2 separate regions of the Homo sapiens genome follow, and region 2 is linked to region 1. The links are chromatin contacts, found by Hi-C or POLR2A ChIA-PET in ENCODE. All regions are on one chromosome and are shown on one strand. Each heading gives the region's core, a stretch centred on a gene start or an enhancer-like site at or near the end of the contact. The rest is flanking DNA. Distances are from core to core; before and after follow the strand shown. Region 1 overlaps PHACTR4 (phosphatase and actin regulator 4). Region 2 overlaps PHACTR4 (phosphatase and actin regulator 4).

Evidence for each region. A loop is a pair of places that touch in the nucleus more often than their neighbours do. ChIA-PET counts read pairs that join two places held with the same protein, here RNA polymerase II (POLR2A). Pooled maps may share reads with other maps.
Region 2: a map of endometrial microvascular endothelial cells shows a loop between it and region 1 (5-fold over the local background). The contact joins two enhancer-like sites. A Hi-C loop is called at or near these places in 42 of 168 maps with a recorded cell type or tissue (GM12878, IMR-90, K562 and 22 more), 4 of 37 single-sample maps with no recorded cell type and 27 of 50 pooled maps. POLR2A ChIA-PET finds 5 or more read pairs at or near these places in 10 of 52 experiments (AG04449, CD4-positive, alpha-beta T cell, CD8-positive, alpha-beta memory T cell and 7 more).

Annotation. Positions count from the first base shown.
Region 1 is chr1:28,414,126-28,421,946 of GRCh38, forward strand. All of the region lies in intron 2 of PHACTR4 (phosphatase and actin regulator 4), which reads left to right. Among named protein-coding and RNA genes, the nearest start is that of PHACTR4, 48 kb to the left of the region's middle. RefSeq lists a silencer at 3,328-3,387. Within about 2 kb of position 3,391, at least 4 of the 41 ENCODE cell types and tissues checked have a DNase peak (open chromatin) inside an H3K27ac peak, as active enhancers do; they include PC-9, where a contact is called at or near this core.
Region 2 is chr1:28,466,645-28,474,465 of GRCh38, forward strand. It overlaps PHACTR4 (phosphatase and actin regulator 4), which reads left to right. Exons shown (of 14, transcript NM_001048183.3): 6 at 1-124; 7 at 6,910-7,507. Among named protein-coding and RNA genes, the nearest start is that of SNHG3, 35 kb to the right of the region's middle. Within about 2 kb of position 4,972, at least 2 of the 41 ENCODE cell types and tissues checked have a DNase peak (open chromatin) inside an H3K27ac peak, as active enhancers do; they include PC-9, where a contact is called at or near this core.

The DNA.
Region 1 (7,821 bases), core at 2,141-4,640:
AGTGCAGTGGCGCCATCTCAGCTTACTGCAACCTCTGCCTCCTGGGTTCAAATGATTCTCCTGGCCTCAGCCTCCCGAGTAACTGGGATTACAAGCACCCATCACTGCCTGGCTAATTTTTGTAGTTTTAGGGTTTCACCATGTTGGCTAGGCTGGTCTCGAACTCCTGACCTCAGGTGATCCGCCTGCCTCGGCCTACCAAAGTGCTGAGATTACAGGCATGAGCCTCTGCAGCTGGCCTTATTTTCTTTTTCATTTTATTTTTTTATTTTTATTTTTTGGGGTCAGTCTTCCTCTGTCTCAAAAAAAAAAAAAAAAAAAAAAGCACCGCAGCCTCGACCTCCTGAGCTCAAACAATTCTCCCACCTCTGCCTCCCAAGTAGCTGGGACTATAGGCACATACCACCATGCCTGACTAATTTTTTTACTTTTTGTAAAGATGCAGTCTCCCTATGTTGCCCAGGCTGGTCTTGAACTCCTGGGCTCAAGTGATTCTCCCACCTCGGCCTCCCCAAAAGTTGAGATTACAGGCATGAGCCATTGCACCCAACCCCTTCCATTTTTTGTACCATATCCCTACCATCAGTTGCCTTTTGCGACCCCTTTCCAGAGACCATTTGCTTTACACTTTCTTGGAAAACAGATTCCAAAATTCCGCCAGAGTTAGTGTAGGACAGACATTGAAGATCATGGAGTAGGGAAAGTGATAGAGGAATCAAACAGCTTTTACCTTGCTTCTCCTGATTTTAGGTCACCTCCCTTTCATCTCATTTCAGAGACCTGGATAAAATACAATGAATGTATTACTTGTTAACCTATACTGGTGTATACTACCAGTTAAAAGAAAAAATTAGGCTGGGCGCGGTGGCTCACCCCCGTAATCCTAGCACTTTGGGAGGCCGAGGTGGACGGTTTGCCTGAGCTCAGGAATTCGAGACCAGCCTGGGCAACAAGGTGAAACCCCGCCTCTACTAAAATACAAAAAATTACCCAGGCATGATGGCGTGCTACTGTAGTCCCAGCTACTTGGGAGGCTGAGGCAGGAGAATTGCTTGAACCCGGGAGGCGGAGGTTGCAGTGAGCCAAGATCACGCCACTCCACGCCAGCCTGGGCAACAGAGCGAGACTCTGTCTCAAAAAAAAAAAAAAGAGAGAGAAAAGAAAGAAAAAAATTCATGGCTACACTGTACATAAGTGCTGAGTGAAGGAAGGATCCAGAGAGGATGTGCATAGAATTTGTGCTACCATGATGCTCCACACCCCACTACTTTCAAAAATAGCTAATTCGTGCTTCTGCTTTCTTCCTCCCTTTTCAACTGCTTATGGAGTTAACAGTCATTCTCCCAAGAGCATACCAGAACAAAAGGGACTGAAACCCTAGCATATCACTTATTTAAAAGTACTGAGTTGTGACTTCCTTCTAAAGATTTTTGAGGTGGAGGAGGATCTGCATACTAATTGCCTTCCCAAAATGTTTTAAATCATCTGAATACTTCATTAAGTTTCTATATACCCTCTCTTGTATAAATATGAACATGACTTGTTGAAAATACTTTTTTGGGTGTGTTTGGTGATTGTTTAATGAGATGTAGATTATCAGTTTGCATTCTGAATTTAAAGCTAGTTGCAAAGGCTTTATTCATATGCATGGCATTCTGGAAACAAATTTATAAGATAATACCTCCTTTTGATTAGAATTTGTATCATATAGGAAATAGGAGAAGTAGTTTGTTAAGGTAGCAAATAGAATTTATTATTTCCTAAACAAAGTCAATTATTTTTTTCTTATTCTGTATCTGAATTTATGAATTATTATGATGATGCTATAAAGGAGTTTTTTTCTAGCTGTTTAAGAACATTTGCCAAGGAGCCAAACTCAAGACATAATGCACTTCAAAGTTCATGGGAAAACATTTTTGATGTTATGTTGTTATCACTTGAAGCTCAAAATATGCCAGTAACATAGTCCTTCCCTCCCTCCTCTTTAAGAATGAAAGACAAAATACAAGCTTAATTAGTTTTGAGGTCCTCAGGGTGTAGGAGTTAAATTCCTCCAGTATTACATGATGCCAAAATTGATGCTAGTTCCATTTTTTCTCCTAGTGGTCTTGATGAGAAATTTAATATAGCATTATTATAAATATATATTAAATATCCTCTGTCATCTTATTTCCTGAAGGGGTATAAAGGTCAACATGTTTTTACTGTTACATCCTACCCACTGCCCAGTAGTAAACACACAATACATATCTGTATGTGTTTCTTCCAGTGGTTTTAATTTTTCTGCATAAGATAGAATTACCAATCTTAAGGAAAACAGAGTACACAGGCACCAAATTCTGTGAACCTGAATAACAGATATTATGTAATTATTTTTTCTGTCAGTAGAAAAAGATGAGCTGTAGTAGTAGTAGTAGAAGCCTGGAAAGGCAGTAATGCTGACATTCTGGACTATTGCCTGTGTCCTCTCACCACTTTTTATCACTTCTGACTACGTCTTACTCCTAGAAAATCATAGCAAGTGGGATAGGTTGACTAAATGCATGGACTGGTTTCCATCTGAATTTATTGCTGCAAACTGAGCCCTTATCAATGTGTCATGCACCCTGGACAGACGATGATATATGTCATACAAATGTTTTCTTCCAGCCTGTGGCTTGTCTATTTGCTTTCAGAGGCTTTTAAAGTAATGCAATCCAATTTAATCCATTTTCTCTTTTATAGTTCATAATTTTTGTGTTTTCTTGAAGAAATCTTTGCTTAACCAAAGATTAGGTTTTATTTTAAGTTGTTGATTCTTTTTGAGTTAATTTTTAGATATGGTACAAAGTTGGAAATATTCTCCTTTGTCCACTGAATTACCTTGACACCCTGTTGAATTCCTGATGAAACTGGTAATTTTCTTTCTTGCTTTTTTTTTTCTTTTTTTTGCTGTTCCCCCCTTCCTTCCCCCTGAAATGGGTAATTTTCTAGGAAAATATAATTTGCCAAAGGAACTCAAGAAATAAAAATCCTATGTAGACTAGTGTTAAAATGTGATTAGGCCAGGGGTTTTGTGGACAATTTAATTCATGTTGATGAAGCAGATGATTGCAGTAGTCCCTCCTTATTTATGGGGGATATACCAAGACCAAGAATGCCAGTGGATCCCTGAAATCATGGATAATACTGAACCCCAATATGTACTGTTTTTTTCCTGTATATACATACATACATATGTACCTGTGATAAAGTTTGGATTATAAATTAGGCACAGTAAGAATTTAATAACAATAACTAATAATAAAATAGAACAAATAAGTAAAACAAAGATTACTTGAACACAAGCACTGCAATACCGCCACAGTTGATATGGCAACTGAGATGGCTGCTAAGTGATTAACAGGCAGTGAACACATACGGTGTGGATATGCTGGACAAGGTGATGGATGATTCACCCCTGGGCAGGACAGAGCAGGATGGCATGAGATTTCATCATGATACTCAGAGTGGCACATGATTTAAAACTTACAAGTTATTTATTTCTAGAAATTTTCCATATTATATCTTTGGACTGCAGTCAACCACAAGTAACTGAAACTGCAGAAAGTGAAACCACAGATAAGAGGGGACAGCTCTATAATGCTATATCAATCAGTATAGCAGAGAAAAAGAAAGTATACCTGTTTATTTTATAAAGTTGGCAAAATCTTGATAACTAAAAGCTGACAGTCTGGGCATAGTGGCTCATGCCTCTAATCTCAGTCCTTTGGGAGGCCCATACGGGAGGATTGCTTGAGCCCAGGAGTTCAAGAACAGCCTAGGCAACATTGGGAGACCCTACAAAAAAAAAAAAAAAAAAGACACAAGAATCTTTTAAAAAGTTAGCCAGGTATGGTGGCACACATCTATAGTCCCAGCTATTTGGGAGGCTCAGGTGGGAGGATTGCTTGAGTCCAGGAGGTCAAGGCTGCAGTGAAATGAGATTGTGCCACTGCACTCCAGCCTGGAGGACAGAGCACAGCCCTATCTCTAAATAAATAAATGCTGACAAAGATAGTAGAAAAATACATTTGTCCGGCTGGGTGTGGTGGCTCATGCCTATCCCAGCACATTGGGAAGCCAAGGCAGGCAGATCACATGAGGTCAGGAGTTTGAGACCACACTGCCCAACATGGCGAAAGCCTGACTCTACTAAAAATACAAAAAAAAAAAATAATAATAATAATAGCTGGGCGTGGTGGCAGGCAACTGTAACCCCAGCTACTTGGGAGGCTGAGGCAGGAGAAACATCTAAACCTGGGAGGCAGAGGTTGCAGTGACTCAAGATTGCGCCACTGCACTCTGGACTGGGTGACAGAGCAAGACTCCATCTCAAAAACAAAAAACAAAACAAAACAAACAAACAAATACATTTGTTCTATTCCACTTAATACAGCTGTAGAAAGTCTATATAAATTACATGTAGATTAAATCCAACAAATCATTATTTTTTCTTATTACAAAAACAATATATATTTCTTTGAGAAAAATGAGAAAATATGGCATAAAGGAGAAAATTTTAAGGCCAGGTGCAATGGCTCACACCTGTAATCTCAGGACTTTGGGAGGCTGAGGCAGTGGATCACCTGAGGTCAGGAGTTCGAGACCAGCCTGGCTAATATGGTGGAAACCTGTCTCTACTAAAAATACAAAATTTAGCCGGGCATGATGGTGTGCGCCTGTAGTCCCAGCTACTTGGGAGGCTGAGACAGGAGAATTGCTTGAACCCTGGAGGCAGAGGTTGCAATAAGCTGAGATTGTGCCACTGCACACCAGCCTGGGTGACAGAGAGAGACTCCATCTCAAAAAATAAAAAAAGGAGAAAAATTTAAATCATTTGACCTTTCTATCCATTGGTAATTACTAATAACATTTTGATATATCTACTTTTATGATTTTTTTCTAGGGAAGTTTTCTATGTACAGTAGTTACATTTTTTAACATGCCAATTTATAGCTAGCTGTTTTCTGCTTGTTTGGTGCCCGCCCCCATGCCCAGCTAATTTTTTTGTATTTTTAGTAGAGACAGGGTTTCACCATGTCGGCCAGGCTGGTCTCGAACTCCTGAAATTAAGTAATCCACCCGCCTCGGCCTCCCAGAGTGCCAGGATTACAGGCGTGAGCGACCGTGGCTGGCCTGTTTTTGTCCCCATTTGATATGTCAAATCTATAAATATATTGAAAGAATATGACCCAAGAGGATTTATTGCAATATCTAAGGATTATGTAGATATATTATCACTTTACACATATATATACACACACACATATAAAGTGTAAATATATATGTGTATATAGTGTAAAAAACATATATAAAGTGATACATGTATGTGTGTGTGTATATATACACACACACACTTTTTTTGAGATGAAGTCTACCTCTGCCTCCTGGGTTCAAGCGATTCTCCTGCCTCAGCCTGCCGAGTAGCTGGGACTATAGGTGAGCAGCCACCATGCCTGGCTAATCTATAAATAGTTACAAATTATTACCTTGATAGGTCAAAAACTAGAACGAAAATGATATGCTTGCTTATCTTTGTAGATGGGAAAATTCAACTCTTCTAGTTAAAAGCTTTAGTTACCCTAGGAATAGGATAATGTATTTTTATTCTTAAATACTTAAATAATATCAACATCTGCATTTCTACCAAATTGATTTAAAAATTGATAACATTAAGACACATTTTATAAAGTAAAACTTGTTAGATAAAGTCTCCTTTGACCACCTTTGTCTAGTGACAACCCATACATACCACGAATGTTGTGTATATCCTTCTAGTTCATTTTTTTCTGTTACAACATTGCTTACATACTTTGATAGGATCAAGACCAGTTCTCTAGGCCAGATGCAGTGGCTCACACCTGTAATCCCAGTGCTTTGGGAGGCTGAGGCAGGCAAATCGTCTGAGCGCAGCCTGAGCAACATTGTGAGACCCCATCTCTACAAAAAATACAAAAATGAACTGTGAGTGGTCTCGCAGTACTGTGGTCCCAGCCACTCAGGAGGCTGGGAGAATCACTTGTGCCTGGGAGATTGAGGCTGCAGTGAGCCATTGATATGGGTAGGCTTTGTCTTCCCACCCAAATCTCATCATGAATTGTAAACCCCATAATGCCTATCATCCCCACGTGTCAAGGTAGAGACCAGGTGGAGGTAATTGAATTATGGGGGCAGTTTACCCCATGCTGTTCTCATGATACTGAGTTCTCACAAGATCTGATGGTTTTATAAGGCGCTCTTCCCCCTTCACTCAGCCCTTCTCCTTCCTGCCACCTTGTAAAGAAGACACCTTGCTTCTCCTTCACCTCCCACCATTATGGTAAGTTTCCTGAGGCCTCCCCAGCCATGCTGAACTGTGAGTCAATTAAACCCCTTTCCTTTATAAACTACCCAGTCTTGGGCACTTCCTTATAGCAGTGTGAGAACAAACTAATACAAGCCATGATTGTGCCACTGCACTCCAGCCTGGGTGACAGGATGAGACCCTGTCTCAAAATAAAAGAGGATTGTTATCTATAGAAAATCTAAAGGAGTTATTTACAATAACAACCCAAATTATAAAATACCTAGGAGTGATCTCAGCAACATAGCCCATATGATAAAACTAGAAGTGTGCTGTAGATAAATAAATAGATCCATTATGTCAAGTAATGGGAAAAACTGGAAAAGTTATTGGTGTCATTTATTCCTAAATTTATTATATATGTTTAATACAACATTAATAGTTGAAGAGAACTTACATTAGCTTTTGATATTTGACAAAGTGATGATCAAATATAACTTAGAAAAAAATTAAAGCTAAGAAGTTAACAAACTCCCCTTTTTAATGGGTTTATGATGCCAGTTTGGTCACACTAAGTTTTGTAAGGTCTTGGGTGTATTTTTGGACTTTATGTTCTTTTCTGTTGAACAATTTGTCAGTTTTTGTACCAGTTCTACAATGTGTTTATTACTACAGTCAAAACAACGTCACTGGCTGACTTCTGCATGTCCTATCTTATTCAAAATGACCTTTCATGATCAGAGCTTTGAGTTGACCCAAAGGCAGGGTAATTTTTACAAGATTACTGTTTGAAACGTCAATGAAACCAGAGCACATGGGCATGTGCACATATATACACACACATACACACTCACATGTTATAATTGAGGCTTCCATTGAATGAAAGTAATGGTAGTATAATGGACCATCTTGTAGATGGTGCTGATGGCCTCTAATCCTCGTTGAAGATTCGTGGGTTTTTTTGTTTTTTTTTTTTTGATTCCTCATCAAACCAGTGTTTTATCTTGCGGTAGCCAGAGTAACATCATATCAGATTGTAATCTATAGCTATAGCTTTCCTTTTTACTATTGCATAAAAATTAATATTATATTTGACCTCTTTAAGAATTTTTAGATTTCTTATTTAGGTTTCCTTTAATGCTGCTATATTCTGTTTCTTTTCATTGATTTCTTAAAATAATTTAGATGCTCTAAAACGTAGGCCTGGCTGCTTTATTTTGTCCATTTCCCCGCACAGGGTGAGTCAGTCTTTTCCTCACTTCAGTTTAGAGCTCAGTAATCAAAGGGCACAAATAGCAAGAAGGCTTAAGAATTATGTCTTAAATAGTATAAGACAAAAGTGGCACCAAAGGAAGGACATTCCTGCTAGGATGGGGAGCTTGGCTTAATACTAAAGGTGTGTATTTGTTTAGTTCTGGTTATAATCTCATAATACATCCGGGATACATGGCTTAATGTTGGTTTCAGTGAAGGCCAGTTACTATCCTAACCCCACCCCAAAGGTGAATGATGGATGG
Region 2 (7,821 bases), core at 3,722-6,221, 54 kb after region 1:
CTGCCTGCTGCTCCTGCCAGCACTAACACTACTGCTACCCCAAGCCTCACTCATATGGTCCCTGCCAAGCAGCCCCCTATCCCTCCCCCTAAACCAGCTCACAGAAATAGCAACCCTGTCATTGGTAAGTAAGTCTTTAGGCTTCCAGTGTTTTGGGTTTGGTTTGATGTTGGATGGTTATTTTATTTGATAACTGGTACAACATTGATTTGGTCTGTGAGAATTTTCCATATCTTGTCCCTTTGAATGACCTCAATATGGAGAAAAGTCTTAGGTTAAGAAAAAATAGGCCAGGTGCGGTGGCTCACGCCTGTAATCCCAGCACTTTGGGAGGCCGAGGTGGGTGGATCACAAGGTCAGGAGATTGAGACCATCCTGGCAACATGGTGAAACCCCATCTCTACTAAAAATACAAAAAATTAGCCAGGCGTGGTGGCACGTGCCTGTAGTCCCAGCTACTTGGGAGGCTGAGGCAAGAGAATTGCTTGAACCCAGGAGGCGGAGGTTGCAGTGAGCCAAGATTGTGCCAATGCACCCCAGCCTAGGCGACAGAGAGAGACTCCGTCTCAAAAAAACAAAAACAAACAAACAAAAAAAGTCATGAAACTGAGGCAGATGGCCATAAATGTAAACATCACTAAGATTAGATTTAAGTTTTGGGGGTTTTAACCTATTTTTTAATCTAATATTTAATCTGTTTTTCTAAAACAATGATTCCAAAACACTATACATATTTGTGTGTGTGTGTGTGTGTGTGTGTGTGTGTGTGTGTGTAATTGGACTGGATATGTGAAAACCATAACAGATTCCACCTGCATGGAATTATCTGTGGCACTTGCTGAAAAATTAGAATAATGCCTCAGCTCACAAGGGGCAAGGCAAACTTTTCAAATGAAAATTTTTAAATCTACTTAAAACTACCTATGCCTTCCATAAGCATTAATGAGTCTAGTAGATAAAAGGATGATTCTGTAGATGCCAGTGGAATTTGGGATTCAGTGTCTGGCATAGTTATCTTCACAGGGAACTGCAGAAGCTATTACTTAAATTGTTCTGATAAAATCATGTTTTATCTTGGGAGAATTAAGAATGCTATTCTTATGTTAAAATAAGTGATGGTAGAGAAAGCAGGGAATATAATCAGTAAAATTTGTATGGGTTTAGTAAATTTTTTGCATTTACCCAAAGTTCTATTTAAGTCTACTTTCTTTATATAAATGCACAATTTCTTAGAAGAATTTTCAAGAAAGGGAGAGGAAAGCTAATGAGTGCTTCAAAGCTAATAAAAATATAGTTTTTTCAGGAAAAATGATACTAGGCTTAGTATTGCTTAAAGTTCTTGTTCACGATTGAACGAATGAATAAAAACTATACTCATTAAATATTTAATATCACCATGTTGGGTGGAGTGATTCAAACCTTGAAAAACAGGCTTAGAATATTTTATGAGTATGACAGTTTGGAGTAGCTTGATGAAAACAGGATGAAGTTGTTATTACCACCACTTTGGATGGATAGTGTCATGTTGACTTATCTGTGAGGAACTTGGGGAGCTTTCACATACTTATTTTCAAAACTACCTTGTGCTGCAGGAAACCAATTTTATCTTTTCCATAGGTAGGGCAATTAGAACATGAAGACATTGTGACTCATTCAAGGTTGTAGGCCAGGCGCAGTGGCTCATGCCTGTAATCCCAGCACTTTGGGAGGCAGAGGCGGGTGGATCACCTGAGGTCAGGAGTTCAAGACCAGCCTGGCCAACATGGTGAAACGCCATCTCTACTAAAAATACAAAAAATTAGCCGGGCATGGTGGTAGGCACCTGTAATCCCAGCTACTCGGGAGGCTGAAGCAGGAGAATTGCTTGCACGTGGGAAGCAGACGTTGCAGTGAGCTGAGATTGTGCCACTGCATTGCAGCCTGAGCAACAAGAGCAAAACTCCATCTCAAAAAAAAAGAAGAAGGTTGTAGTTAGTGAAAGATAGAAACTGAACATAGGCTTTTCAACTCTCAGGTCCAGACCTCTGTTCCTTACAGTAGTGTTTGCAAACTGGTGTTCTCCTCAGGATCACCTAGAAAGCTTATGATAACAGACTGCTGGACACTACCCGTAGAGTTTCTGATTTTAGTAAGCCTGGGATGGGCTTGAGAATTTGCCTTTCTAATAGGTTCCCAGATGACACTGATGCTGCTCTCCAGGGAGCACACATTAAGAGCCTCTGCTCTACACCAGTGGCATACCACCCTTTTCAAGTTAAGGCAACATATAAAATGATAATTTGTGTATGATACCCTGGACTAAACTGCAGAGCTCATTCTTAGCTTGAGGTAAATAGCCCAAAACAATAGACCTTGTAACTGAGGAATCAGTATTAGTCCATGAGGGGTCCTCAACAAAAGAAGAAAAATAGAACAGTTCACAGAGCATTTCTTAGAGCTAAATAGATTTAATTTAAAGGACTCTCTTTTATTCTAAAATTACAACCTTCCTAATCCTTTGGTGTTAAAATGCCATTTCTTTCACAAAAGGATTATGATCATAAATGGTTTACTTAATATCAAGCCTTATTTGGAAATCTTAGAAAATGACAACCTCAAAAAAACACTAGAAAAAAAACCAACAATCTGAGGTTGATCAAGATTTTTGTTATTGTTTTGGTCACTGAAATCCAAAAGTTTGGAAATCATTGCTTCAGAAGTACTACTGTCTTCTCATCCATATAACATGGAGTATTACGACTAAGGAAAAACCACCAGCAATAGCTGAACGGGTGAAAGGGAATTATTACCCATCCCAGAAACACTCTGAAATTTTTCCACAGAACTACAGCCAGATGCTGTTGTCAGGGTATATATACCAGAATTTACTTCCTTAACATATATGCCTTCCTCAAATTACCAAATAGAATTTATTTTATTAATTCAAAAGTAAAAATATTCATTTATGGTCTCATCAGGAATGAGTTTTGTTGTAGATGGAATAGCTAACAGCTATTTTTAGAGAATCAGCAAAAATCCAATCTTTCCAAAAATATCTCTTTCACTGCTCCTAAAATTCACATTTTTAGAATCTTTTTGTGTGTGTATGCAGTGTTTTTCTAGAAAGCCTTTTTTAAAATTTATTTATGGGGCCAGGCATGGTGGCTCATGCCTGTAATCCCAGCACTTCGGGAGGCCGAGGTGGGCAGATCGCTTGAGGCCCAGAGTTTGAGACCAGCCTGGGCAACATGGTGAAACCCCATCTCTACTAAAAATACAAAAAATGATCTGGGTATGATGGTGCATGCCTATAATCCCAGCTACTCAGGAGGCTGAGGCAGGAGAGAATCACTTGAACCCGGGAAGTGGCGGTTGCAGTGAGCCAAAATTGCACCACTGTACTCCAACCTAGGCAACAGAGCGAGACTCTGTCTCAAAAAAAAAAAAATTATTTATGATGAGAGACATTAAAACATTACAAAATTAGGCCAGGCACAGTGGCTCAATGCCTATAATCCCAGCATTTGGGGAGGCCGAGGTGGGAAGATCACTTGAGGCCAGGAGTTCAAGACCAGCCTGAGCAACGTAGCAAGACCCCATCTCTATAAAATATTTAAAAATTAGCTGGGCATGGTGACATGTGCCTGTAATTCTAGCTACTTGGGAGATTGAGGTAAGAGGATTGGGTAAGCACAGGAGTTCAAGGCTGCAGTGAGTTATGATTGCACCACTGCACTCTAGCCTGGGTAACAGAGCAACATCCTGTCTCTAAAAAAAAAGAAAAGGCTAGGTACAGTGGCTCACACCTGTAGTACCAACACTTTGGGAGGCTGAGGCAGGTAGATTACCTGAGCCCAGGAGTTTGAGACCAGCCTAGGCAACATGGAGAAACCCATCTCTACAAAAAATACCCCCCCCAAAAATTAGCCGGGCATGGTGGCACATGCCTATGGTCCCAGCTACTTGGGAGGCTGAGGTGGGAGGATCACCTGAGCCCAGGGAGGTCAAAATTGCAGTGAGCCGTGACTGCGCCACTGCACTCCAGTGACACAGTGTGAGACCCTGTCTAAAATAAATTAATTTAATTTAAAAATAAAAATAAATTTAAAAAGAAAAGAGGCTGGGTGTGGTGGCTCACATCCATAATCCCAGCACTTTGGGAGGCTGAGATAGGTGTATCACTGGAGCCCAGGACCTCAAGACCAGCCTGGGCAGCATAGTGAGACCTTGTCTCTACTAAAAATTAAAAAAATTAGTCAGGCATGGGGGCATGGGCCTGTAGTCCTAGCTACTTGGGAGGCTGTAGCAAGAGGATCACTTGAACCCAGGAGATCGAGGCTGCAGTGAGCTATTGTTCATGCCACTGCACTCCAGTCTGGGCAACAGAGGGAGACCTTGTCTCAAAAGAAAAAAAAAAAAAGAATTATAAAATTAGCTAGCCTTGGCCGGGCAAAGCGGACATGCCTGTAATCCCAGCACTTTGGGAGGCCGAGGCGGGTGGATCACCTGAGGTCGGGAGTTCAAGACCAGCCTGACCAACATGGAGAAACCCCATCTCTACTAAAAATACAAAAAATTAGCCGGGCGTGGTGGCACATGCCTGTAATCCCAGCTACTCAGGAGGCTGAGGTAGGAGAATCACTTGAACCCAGGAGGTGGAGGTTGCAGTTAGCCGAGATGGCGCCATTGCACTCCAGCCTGGGCAACGAGTGAAACTCCATCTCAAAAAAGAAAAAAATAATTAGCTAGCCTTTTACTTTGAACATCTCCAATTTTGGAGATTTAGGACAAATACAGTTTTATTTAAGGGAAGTTTTTGAGAGTGTTTGAGAATACTGAGTGGGATGAAACTAAAGGGTTTGAGTAGAAGGTTAGAGGTTGGTGATCAAAAGAACTACTTTTTTTTTTTTTTTCCTGTCAGCAGGGAAAAAATAACTACCCTTTAATTACTTTACCAGTTTTACTCCTGTGTGATCTGATGATCCACTTCTTACAGGTCATCTGGAGCCCTCCAAAGGGACTTTGCTGAAACAACACCAACACCTTTGCTGAGTCATTGTGGGCTTTGGTGAAACTATAGGAATATATACTGTCATGATACAGGGTGAAGGCTTCTCATCTAATAAACATATATTGAGGGTCCACTAGATGCCAGGTACTGTGCACAGCCCTGTGGATGATATGTTGATGGAGACAAGGTTGCCCTGCCATCAAGGAGCCCATGATATAGTGGAGAGTGAACATGGGAAGCTGAGGTGCAAAGGGAACATAAGAGGTGTGCATACCAATAAAAATTAGAGACAGTAGGCCGGGCGCGGTGGCTCACGACTGTAATCCCAGCACTTTGGGAGGCCGAGGCGGGCGGATCACGAGGTCAGGAGATTGAGACCATCCTGGCTAACATGATGAAACCCCGTCTTTACTAAAAATACACAAAAAATTAGCCGGGAGTGGTGGTGGGCGCCTGTAGTCCCAGCTACTTGGGAGGCTGAGGCAGGCGAATGGTGTGAACCCGGGAGGCAGAGCTTGCAGTGAGCCGAGATGGCACCACTGCACTCCAGCCTGGGCGACAAGACTCCGTCTCAAAAAAAAAAAAAAATTAGAGACAGTAGGATGCAGTCAAATAGTCAGAGACTTGGATACCAGCTGAGTCCATGCCAGTTTGTAGTATGATCTTGGGCAAAGTCACCTAGCTTCTGTGGCCTTGCCTTTTCCTTCTGAAAAATGGTAAAGATGCTATATTTTTTCCCCTGTCACCTCAGGTGGTATAAGGAGAATATGACTTCAAGGACAAAAAACACTTTGATTTCTTCAAAGGACTTTGCAATTGCTATAAAAATTCAAGATGTCAGTATTGACAGTTTTATAACACAGAGCTAAGATATCTAGATACCATTATCAGGATATGGTAACAATACCCACTAATACTTATTTTATGCTATCTGAATGTTTAAATTTTTTAATGGAGTACTGTTATACAAAATAACTTTTTTTTTTTTGAGTCAGAGTCTTGTGCTGTCCAGCCTGGAGTGCAGTGGCATGACCTTGACTCACTGCAGCCTCCGCCTCCCAGGTTCAAGAGATTCTCGTGCCTCAGCCTCTCCTGAGTAGCTGGGATTATAGGTGCCCACCACCACACCTAGCTAATTTTTGTAATTTTTTTTTTTTTTTTTTAGTAGAGACGGGGTTTCACCATGTTGGCCAGGCTGGTCTCGAACTCCTGACCTAAGTAATCTGCCCACCTCGGCCTCCCAAAGTATTGGGATTACAGGTGTGAGCCACCGTGCCAGCCACAAGATAACTTTTTATCAGATTTTTTTTGTCTCTATTCATATTAACTACACCAAGATCAAGTTACAAAAAGTTGTCAGCCGGGTGCCATGGCTCACGCCTGTAATCCCAACACTTTGAGAGGCCAAGGCAGGTGGATCATTTGAGGTCAGGAGTTCGAGACCAGCCTGGCCAACATGGTGAAAGCCCGCCTCTACTAAAAATACAAAAATTAGCCGGGCCGTAGTGGCGTGCGCCTGTAATCTCAGCTACTTGGTAGACTGAGGCAGGAGTATCGCTTGAGCCCGGGAGGCAGAGGTTGCGGTAAGCCAAGATCGCGCCACTGCACTCCAGTCTGGGCGAGAGAGTGAGACCCTGTCTCAAAAAAAAAAAAAAAAAAAAAATTGTCATATCTGTTGCCATAGCAATGAAGTAAGCTACTCATCAGTCTTCCTACACCTCTGTACATTTATTAAGCCTTCTATTTGAATAAATATAAACTTCATTTCAGGATAAAATATATAGGGAATGGCAAAACTATGAAATTATTTAACTTGCTTAAAAGATTAAAACTGAACTCAACTTTAATTCTAGGCCCTGGGCCGGCCCTTCAAAGCATTGGAAAGTCGTGAAATTGATGTGTTGCTCTCTCTTTTCCAGCTGAACTGTCCCAAGCAATAAACAGTGGTACATTGTTATCAAAACCGTCCCCACCCTTACCACCTAAGAGAGGCATTCCATCAACCTCAGTACCCACCTTGGAGTCTGCTGCTGCCATCACCACAAAAACACCAAGTGATGAAAGAGAGAAGAGCACGTGTTCTATGGGCTCGGAACTACTACCAATGATCTCACCTCGCTCTCCGTCCCCCCCACTGCCTACTCATATACCTCCAGAGCCTCCACGCACCCCTCCATTCCCTGCTAAGACTTTTCAAGTTGTGCCAGAAATTGAGTTTCCACCATCCTTAGATCTACACCAGGAGATTCCCCAGCAGGAAGATCAGAAAAAGGAAGTCCCCAAGAGGATACTGGACCAGAACTTTGGGGAGCCCCATATACCCTCTAGGCTGCCTCCACTCCCACTGCATATTCGAATCCAGCAGGCCCTCACCAGCCCACTTCCCATGACTCCTATTCTGGAGGGTTCTCACAGAGCTCATTCGTTGCTTTTTGAAAACAGTGACAGCTTTTCTGAGGACAGCAGTACGCTGGGTCGGACCAGGTCTCTTCCCATCACTATTGAAATGCTAAAAGTGTAAGTGCCTTTAAAGCTTGCCTCTTATTTCTCCTTTACTCTAGATAGCCCTGCTTGGAAAAAATTACTTATAAAAAGAAAATGTGGGCCGGGCCTAGTGGCCCACACCTGTAAGCCCAGCACTTTGGGAAGCTGAGGCAAATGGACCGATCACCTGAGGTCAGGAGTTCAAGACCAGCCTGGCCAATACAGTAAAACCCTGTCTCGATGAAAATAACAAAAATTGGCCAGGCGTGGTGGCACATACCTGTAATCCCAGCTACTCGGGAGGCTGAGGCAGGAGAATCGCTTTAACAGGGAGGTGGAGGTTGCAG